Regions from separate parts of the Homo sapiens genome. Here region 1 is linked to region 2. Evidence: chromatin contacts called from ENCODE Hi-C or POLR2A ChIA-PET data. All regions are on one chromosome and are shown on one strand. The core of a region is the stretch at or near the end of the contact, and the rest is flanking DNA. Distances in the headings are between cores, read along the strand shown. Region 1 holds the start of HADHA (hydroxyacyl-CoA dehydrogenase trifunctional multienzyme complex subunit alpha). Region 2 holds the start of EFR3B (EFR3 homolog B).

Evidence for each region. Hi-C counts contacts between places; a loop is a spot of excess contacts on that map. ChIA-PET counts read pairs that join two places held with the same protein, here RNA polymerase II (POLR2A). Pooled maps may share reads with other maps.
Region 1: a loop to region 2 is called in a pooled map, with 7 times the contacts of the local background. The contact joins the promoter of HADHA here to the promoter of EFR3B in region 2. A Hi-C loop is called at or near these places in 1 of 37 single-sample maps with no recorded cell type and 4 of 50 pooled maps. POLR2A ChIA-PET finds 5 or more read pairs at or near these places in 1 of 52 experiments (activated T-cell).

What each region holds. Positions count from the first base shown.
Region 1 is chr2:26,242,787-26,246,378 of GRCh38, reverse strand. HADHA (hydroxyacyl-CoA dehydrogenase trifunctional multienzyme complex subunit alpha) reads left to right here and starts at 1,747. Exons shown (of 20, transcript NM_000182.5): 1 at 1,747-1,849. The coding sequence starts at 1,783. It overlaps HADHB (hydroxyacyl-CoA dehydrogenase trifunctional multienzyme complex subunit beta), which reads right to left and starts at 1,440. Exons shown (of 16, transcript NM_000183.3): 1 at 1,389-1,440. RefSeq lists enhancers at 1-412, 1,271-1,370, 1,225-1,905, 3,391-3,592.
Region 2 is chr2:25,039,959-25,043,604 of GRCh38, reverse strand. EFR3B (EFR3 homolog B) reads right to left here and starts at 1,529. Exons shown (of 23, transcript NM_014971.2): 1 at 1,286-1,529. The coding sequence starts at 1,292. RefSeq lists silencers at 136-265, 596-725, 836-915, 1,046-1,665 and enhancers at 623-1,571, 1,572-2,521.

The DNA.
Region 1 (3,592 bases), core at 498-2,997, 1.2 Mb before region 2:
AAGAGCAAAACTGTCTCAAAAAAAAAAAAAAGTTGTAAACAAAACAAAACAAAAGAAACAATATATAACAGAGACCAAAGTGATCCTGCAAATCCTGAACTATTTACTGTCTGGACCTTTAACAACAACAACAAAATTTACCACTTCTGACCTAAATAATAAGTGTTACACGCAGTTAGGTGTTGAAGAAAGCATTACATGGGCAGGAGGCAGGCTCTGAACTGTAAAAACCTTGTAAGATTATCAAGAATCCTTTTTGCAATTTATTCAGAAGTGGTCAGGTCATCCAGTTTCTGCTTAAAGTGCTCACATGATGAGCACTCACTATGCAACTTGAGCTTTAAACAGAAACCTCTCTACTCTGTCTCTATACTCATTTCAGTCTTAACTTCGATGCCCCTTGTTTCCTGTCCTGCAGAGCTGTCAGTCTGGCGAGTAGTGAGACTCAGACTTATGTCTGAATGCTAGGTCTGTCACAGACTAGAAAATGTATATATTCTGAGCTTCCCAAACTTCATCTAGAAAATGCAAATGATAATAATTTGGGGAATGTGAGGACTAAACAAAAAGGTATGAAGGTGACCAGAGCACAGCAGGCTCTCAATGTGACTTCCTTTTGAAATCAATCACTTTATTCCAGGACTCCAGCCCATCATTCCAGCACAAAAACAGCTACCATGCAATGAAGAACTCTTCACTAGGAGTTAGTAGACTTAGGCTCCAGTCTTATTTCTACTACATATGGCCATGGGTAAAATCACTCTCTCTGATTCGTAGGCAGTTTCTTCACCGCTTAAGTGAGCTGAGGTGTGAACGACCAGATAGATAATCATCCAGATCGGAAAACCCCCGAGAGCGCAGGATTATCTGGATAACGGAGCCGGATGGAGGATTGTCTCCGTTCCTCCCACACTCAAGCCCCGAAAGGTCACCTGACCTAGTCTTATTCTTTACAGCAGAAATCGGGCAAACCCATGGCGCCGTCCACAATCTCTATAGCCGCCGACCTGGGTACAGGGGAAGCAGGCGAAACAACACACACTTCTACGCAGACCAGGGTTACATTAAGGCCGACGCCCACACACGCCCACACACACCCACACACACACACACACCCCCACACCCCCAGACTTCGTTAACTTGTGATGATAAATTAGGGCGCAGGTGACACTACTGTCCCGAACTTCAGCTGGAACGCTAGTCCAAGTCACTGTCCTAACTGCAGCTAGCACTGCCGACCTTGTCCGAGGAGTTTCCTTCCGCTCCCTCAACTCCCACTTTCCCAGGGAGGGGAGGGGGCCGGGGGCACCGGCGACAGTTGCGGGGAAGGAAGTGGAATCTCGCCTTTGGGAAAGCCCGGGCGGAGAGCTGAGGGCTCGCCGTCTCACCTTGGCTGACGTCCGCGAGGACTCCCTCTCGGAGCAAGGTTCAGGTCCAAGTACCAAGGCTCTGCGGGACCAAGGGGCGGGTCCTGCCCAGAAAGGGCCCCTCACCCCGCGGGCGGTCAGGGCCGTTCTTGAGGGCTGCCCTCCGGCCGCCTGACTGGAAAACCAGGCACTCCACCCCCTCCTCTCCGGGCCCCCGTCCTCCCCCGGAGAATACGACCTTTCGGCCATGTTAGCCAGGAGCGAGGGGCAGGGCTAAGGGGCCGGCGGCCACTCGGCATCTGGGTTTTAGTCAGGCAGTGCTCCAGGCGCCTGGCTGCCAGGCTACGGGAGAAAAGTCCTCCGCTCGGCCGCACCCGTTAGAGGCGCTCTCCACTGCTGTCCTCTTCAGCTCAAGATGGTGGCCTGCCGGGCGATTGGCATCCTCAGCCGCTTTTCTGCCTTCAGGATCCTCCGCTCCCGAGGTGAGGCCTGGCCGAGGGCATCCCAGACCTCCGGGCAGAACTCCTGCCGGGACTGGGGTGGCCCCGGAGCCGCGTCTCCCTTTCGCTGCCGCCTGCCCCAGCCCGGAGACGCAGCCCTCTGTGGGGATACTGCCCTGGGACCCGGTTTCCCGTGACCTTCTGAAGAGACTGTCACTTCCCCTCTCACGACTCCTGCGGCGATTTCAGGCTTCCTAACTCCCCAACTTTCTGAGTCTGGTGCCACTCGTTCTGTCACCTTTCCGCGGGTCTCTTGCGTCGCACTTCTGGGCTCACGCCCCTCATATTTTCTTGATCCGGAGTTCCAGGAGAATCGGGATCCATTCTGTCGCATCTTTGTGGCTCCACAGCACCTTGCCCCGCAACAAGAGCTGTCTTAAAAACAGCACCTTACCCCGCAACAAGCGCTGTCTTGTATGGGATTAATCAGCCTTGCAGATCACTGCCCCTCCCTGCTCCGTTCCCTCAAAACCATTTTTGTGCTTACTACCCCAATCAAGTAGGGAGCTCAACTCTTGCAGTTTCAGTAATGTCAGTGTGAACGTATAGTATTTTGAATTTCAGCGGGAAGTTCTGCAACTTACTGGAAGACACACTTTAAAAATACGCTAATACCTCTACCTTAAGCAATAAAATGTTAGATCGTTCTGAGAACGATTTGTAATCTGATGATTCCCAGTCAGCCTGTATTAGCTAGTGTTTTTCCTTTTCAAACTGGCAGTGAAAGGGTTAAAGTGGGTGGTTGTAGGAAACGTTGCATTTTCTTTCCATCCCAAATCTGTAAAGTCAAAAGTGGACAACGTTTTATTGCATGTTGTGCTTAATAAGTTACTTAACTAGAAATTTTAACTTTTAATTTAATTTGTAATATGAATTACCTCTCTTCCCTCTTCCGGAACCGCTGAAGTAGTATGCTTTTTTTAGACAAGTAGCTGAAATCCCTTACTGTAAGGGGATTTTTTTAATGATTGAATATTTTTCTGCTCCCTTTTTTCAACAGCTGTTTTTAGTCTCCACAAAACTGTAGCATGTATTTGCCAATTATAACATAAGCACATTATAGAACATTGAAATGCTGTAAGGATTGAGGAAAGAGATGAAAAAAAAACGAATCACCCATTGTCTTACTACTCATATGCTTACCTACGGTTAGCCTTCGGTTATGTTTCCTTACAGGTTTGGTGGTTTTTTTCCCCTATTTTCACAACACTTTTGAAAAGTAACGTGTAATTTTTATCTTACCCCTGCATTGGTTTGAAGGTATTTCTTATGGATCGGCAGCTGATGTCACTCGGAAGTGGTAGCCAGGGCACGTGGTTCTAGTCACTAGCTGTGTTACTTTGGACAAATGCCTTAAACTAAATGGGCTTTATTTTCCTCATCTGCAAAATGAATGATTGAGATGATGGATTTCCTTTGCATGAGAAGTAGCATGACAGAGCAATTAATAAACATTGTTTGGGCCGGGTGCGGTGGCTCACGCCTGTAATCCCAGCACTTTGGGAGGCCCAGGCGGGCGGATCACGAGGTCGGGAGATCGAGACCATCCTGGCTAACACGGTGAAACCCCGTCTCTACTAAAAATACAAGAAATTAGCCGGACGTGTTGGTGGGCGCCTGTAGTCCCAGCTACTCGGGAGGCTGAGGCAGGAGAATGGCGTGAGCCCGGGAGGCGGAGCTTGCAGTGAGCCGAGATCGCGCCACAGCACTCCAGCCTGGTCCTCC
Region 2 (3,646 bases), core at 280-2,779:
CTTGCTGAGGGGACCTGCTGATGTCTCACCCTGGATCAGAAATGCAAACGTATTTCTGAGCAACTGGGCAGGGAAGGAGACCGATGAAAAAGTTGAGTCAGTCTCTCTCTCTCTCTCAGTAGGGGGGCCCACCAATTGCTGAGCCTTTCCACCAGGCTCTCAGCTTCCTCTGCCTCTAACAAACTTTGTGACTCACAGTCTGTTCGCGGAGCGAGGCAGCTGAGCAGCCGAGCAGCCTCAGTGATGGGTTAAATTGGGAACGCACTCTTCTCCAAACACTGACCCCTCAAGTGCAGCCTGAGCCCCTACCTTGCAGTGGGGGTGGGAGGTGAGCACAGCTCCAATTATTTTGCTGGCACTAGAAGAGCTGCCAGAGACCTGGGTTTTCATGGACTTATGTCTACCGGGATCACACACACACGCACAGCCCTTGGTGGGCTGCAGGCTCAGGAATGCAGTCCATTCCTAGACTGGTCTAGGTCTCCAGTGCTCCATTCATCAGAGCTGCAATGTGGGACCCAACGCGCTCTCTCTTCTTCACCCACACTGCCTGCAAAACCAGAGGGAGTCCTAGCAAATGATCAAGCAGAGCCGTGCATCGTGAGGGTCTGGCTAACTGTTGCACGGCAGTTGAGGGGATGGCGGTGGAGGCGGGGAGAGGTCAGGGCTGTGCTGCACCCTCTCAGCAGCGTCTCCTCCCTTCATCACTGCGGAGGGAAAATCTGGAAGTTGGTGAACCTGGATCCCGCGGGGCGGCAGGGGCAGGCAGAGGCCGAGTCCATTCAGGCGGGCGAGACGAGACTCGGCCACTGGCTGCTCCCCGGGCCTCTGCGCCGCCGGCGCCGCCTCCCGCCTTCTCCGAGCCGCGCAGACGACCGGCCGCGGGCGTCTCCCTCAGCCCTGGACCGGCTTCCCACAGAAAACTCCCAGGCACAAACCGCTTTTGTTAATTCCGCAAATGCTGCCACACGACCACCTCCTCCAGCACTCCCGGTCTGCTCGGCTCCGGGAGACCCGCTTTCCCCTGAGCCTCCGCCCCCCGAAGGACCACCGCCCAGCACCGGCACGCGCCGGGCCTGGAGAGGACCCCAGGGTCCCCGGCCCGAGGCATCTTTGTCCTCGCAGCGCAGACGCGCGCGCACAGAGCGACCGCAACAGCCCCGCCGGGCACCAGGTCAGCGGCCTGGCCCCGCGCCAGGGCCGTGCAGGGGGACAATGGTCCGCGCCGGGGAAGTTTGCGGAGTCGCCCCCGCGGGCCCGGGCCCGGGCGCGGAGCCCTCCTTACCGTACATCTCGGCGGGGCGCGCGCCTCTCGAGAGGCCGGCGTCGCTGCGGCGTTCCCAGCCAGCCCTCGGCGGCGCCCGCCTTTCATTCACAGTCGGGGCGGGGACTGGCGGCGGCCGACAGGGGCCCGGGCGGGGAGGGAGCAGACGCGGGGGCCGGCCGCGGGCAGGACGGAGCCGGGCGCCGCCAGCCCATTCAGCGCCGGGCTGCAGCGGCCGCCTCCGCTCGGGTTGCTGGGCACTGCTGCGCGCAGGGGGCGGGGGCTATGCTAATACTAATGCTCCTCCCTCCCGGCTCGGCCAACCCGAGGCCTCTGCGAGCCCCTCGCCCCGCCCCGCCCCTGCGCCCCGCCCCCGAGAAACCCACAGCCGGAGATGCGCCTTTTCCGAGGCTGTCGCCCTAAGGGCCGCAGCGTGCACCTGCGGAGCTACCCACCCCAACTCCCTGCTCCTGTCGGAGCGCTCGGAAGCTCTCCCTAACCTGGGGTCCTCGAGGTCAGCCGGGGCGCTGAGAGCTGCAGGTGCACCCCTCCTCCAGTTCTGTCCAGGCTGCGTGGGCTAAGCCGGGGGGCGCAAGGATGGGAATTGGGGAATGACTTCCACCCTCTCCTGGCTAGGTACCTTAGCTGAGCGCCGTTCTCTGATGAAGCCCTCCAGCCCTCAGCTGCGCCCTACCAGCTACTCTCTGGCTAGGTGCCCAGCCACTCTCTGGCTAGGTGCTTGCTACCACCAAACAGCGTCCTTCCCGGGTCAGGGACGCAGGAAACGCACCCCACTCCCAACCCCCAAGGGCTGCAGGAAGTCCGCTTGCTTTTCCTCTCCCTGATTTATATGTGTAATTCGCAAGCTTTGCCGCCAGGATCCTCTCCAGCTGAGCCCCAGCGCCGACTTGAATTCCAGCTCTGCACCTGCCGTGACCCTATGAGGAACAGGCACAGAGAGGCAGCGGCTCATGCCTACGCCCACACCTGAAGATCTCTCCTAAGCTAGCTCAGGACTTCCCTGGGCTTCTCATCCAGCCTTCTTTACATTGCACACGTTCCCGTCTTTTTTTTTTTTTTTTTTTTTTTTTTTTTTTTTTTTGACATGGAGTCTCACTCTCGCCCAGGGTGGAGTACAGTGGCACTATCTCGGCTCCCTGCAAACTCCGCCTCCTGGGTTCAAGCGATTCTTCCACCTCAGCCTCCAGAGTAGCTGGGACTACAGGTGCGTGCCACCACGCCCGGCTAATTTTTGTATTTTTTGGTAGAGAAGGGATTTCACCATGTTGGCCAGGCTGGTCTGGAACTCCTGACCTCAAGTGATCCGCCCGCCTCGGCCTCCCAAAGTGCTGAGATTACAGGCCTGAGCCACTTCTCCTGCCCCTCCTGGCCTTTCAATATCGATTTCTTAGTTTCTCTTGGCCCATGGTTGAGAGTTGTTTGGGTTTTCTTTTGTTTTTTTCTACTGGTAGAAATATTCTACTAGTAGAAGTTAGAGAGGAAAGGAACTTAAAGATACTTAAGAACTGAACTTCATTTTACTTCATTTAACGTTGAGAGGTTAATTTATGTTGTTAGGCTGGGCTGTGTGTCTGTAGGCCAATGATCTACTCTCTCAACCCCAGCTTCCTGCAGGACTGTTGGGAAACTGGAATAAAATCTACATGAAATGACACAGTGGGCACTCATGTATATTTTTTCCTTCCTTCATGGCTCAAGGCAGGAACAGAGCCAGAGAAAGAATCCAGGTTGCCAGACTCTTGAAACAGTGCTCAGTCTGTTGCACTCAAAACTTATGTTTCCTATTTTTCTCTGGCCTGGGCCTCCACCTCCCGCCCGCGCCCCACTCTCTTGCTGTTTCCAGGTTTTCTTCTTCTTCCTTGACCTCTTTGACTCTCTTAGCAGCATGCCAGCCCCAAGGGAAACCCTGGGATGGTTCCTGGAACACACATTTAGTCTAGACCCCCCTACCCCGGGCACACACTCCCTGCATCTCACAAATAACCTCTGTCTCTGTTCTTCAGTTCCAGGACCAGGCCAGGTGGCTTTAAGATTGACTGAGAGTCAGACTTGAACTGGAGCAGGAAGGAGAATCTCAGCTCTAGCTTGATATGATCACCCAGAGACACTCCCTTCCCACAATTCTGCTCAACACAAAATATACTCATGAAACATTGGTGTCTACAGTACAGAAGGAAATGCAGTGTCTGTCTTCAAAGAATGAAAGGTCTAGCAGGGAATTCCAGATGAATACTGATAAAAACATTACTTGAGGCCAGACGTGGTGGCTCACACCTGTAATCCCAGCACTTTGGGAGGCCAAGGCAGGTGGATCACCTGTGATCAGGAGTTCAAGACCAGCCTGGCCAACATGGTGAAACC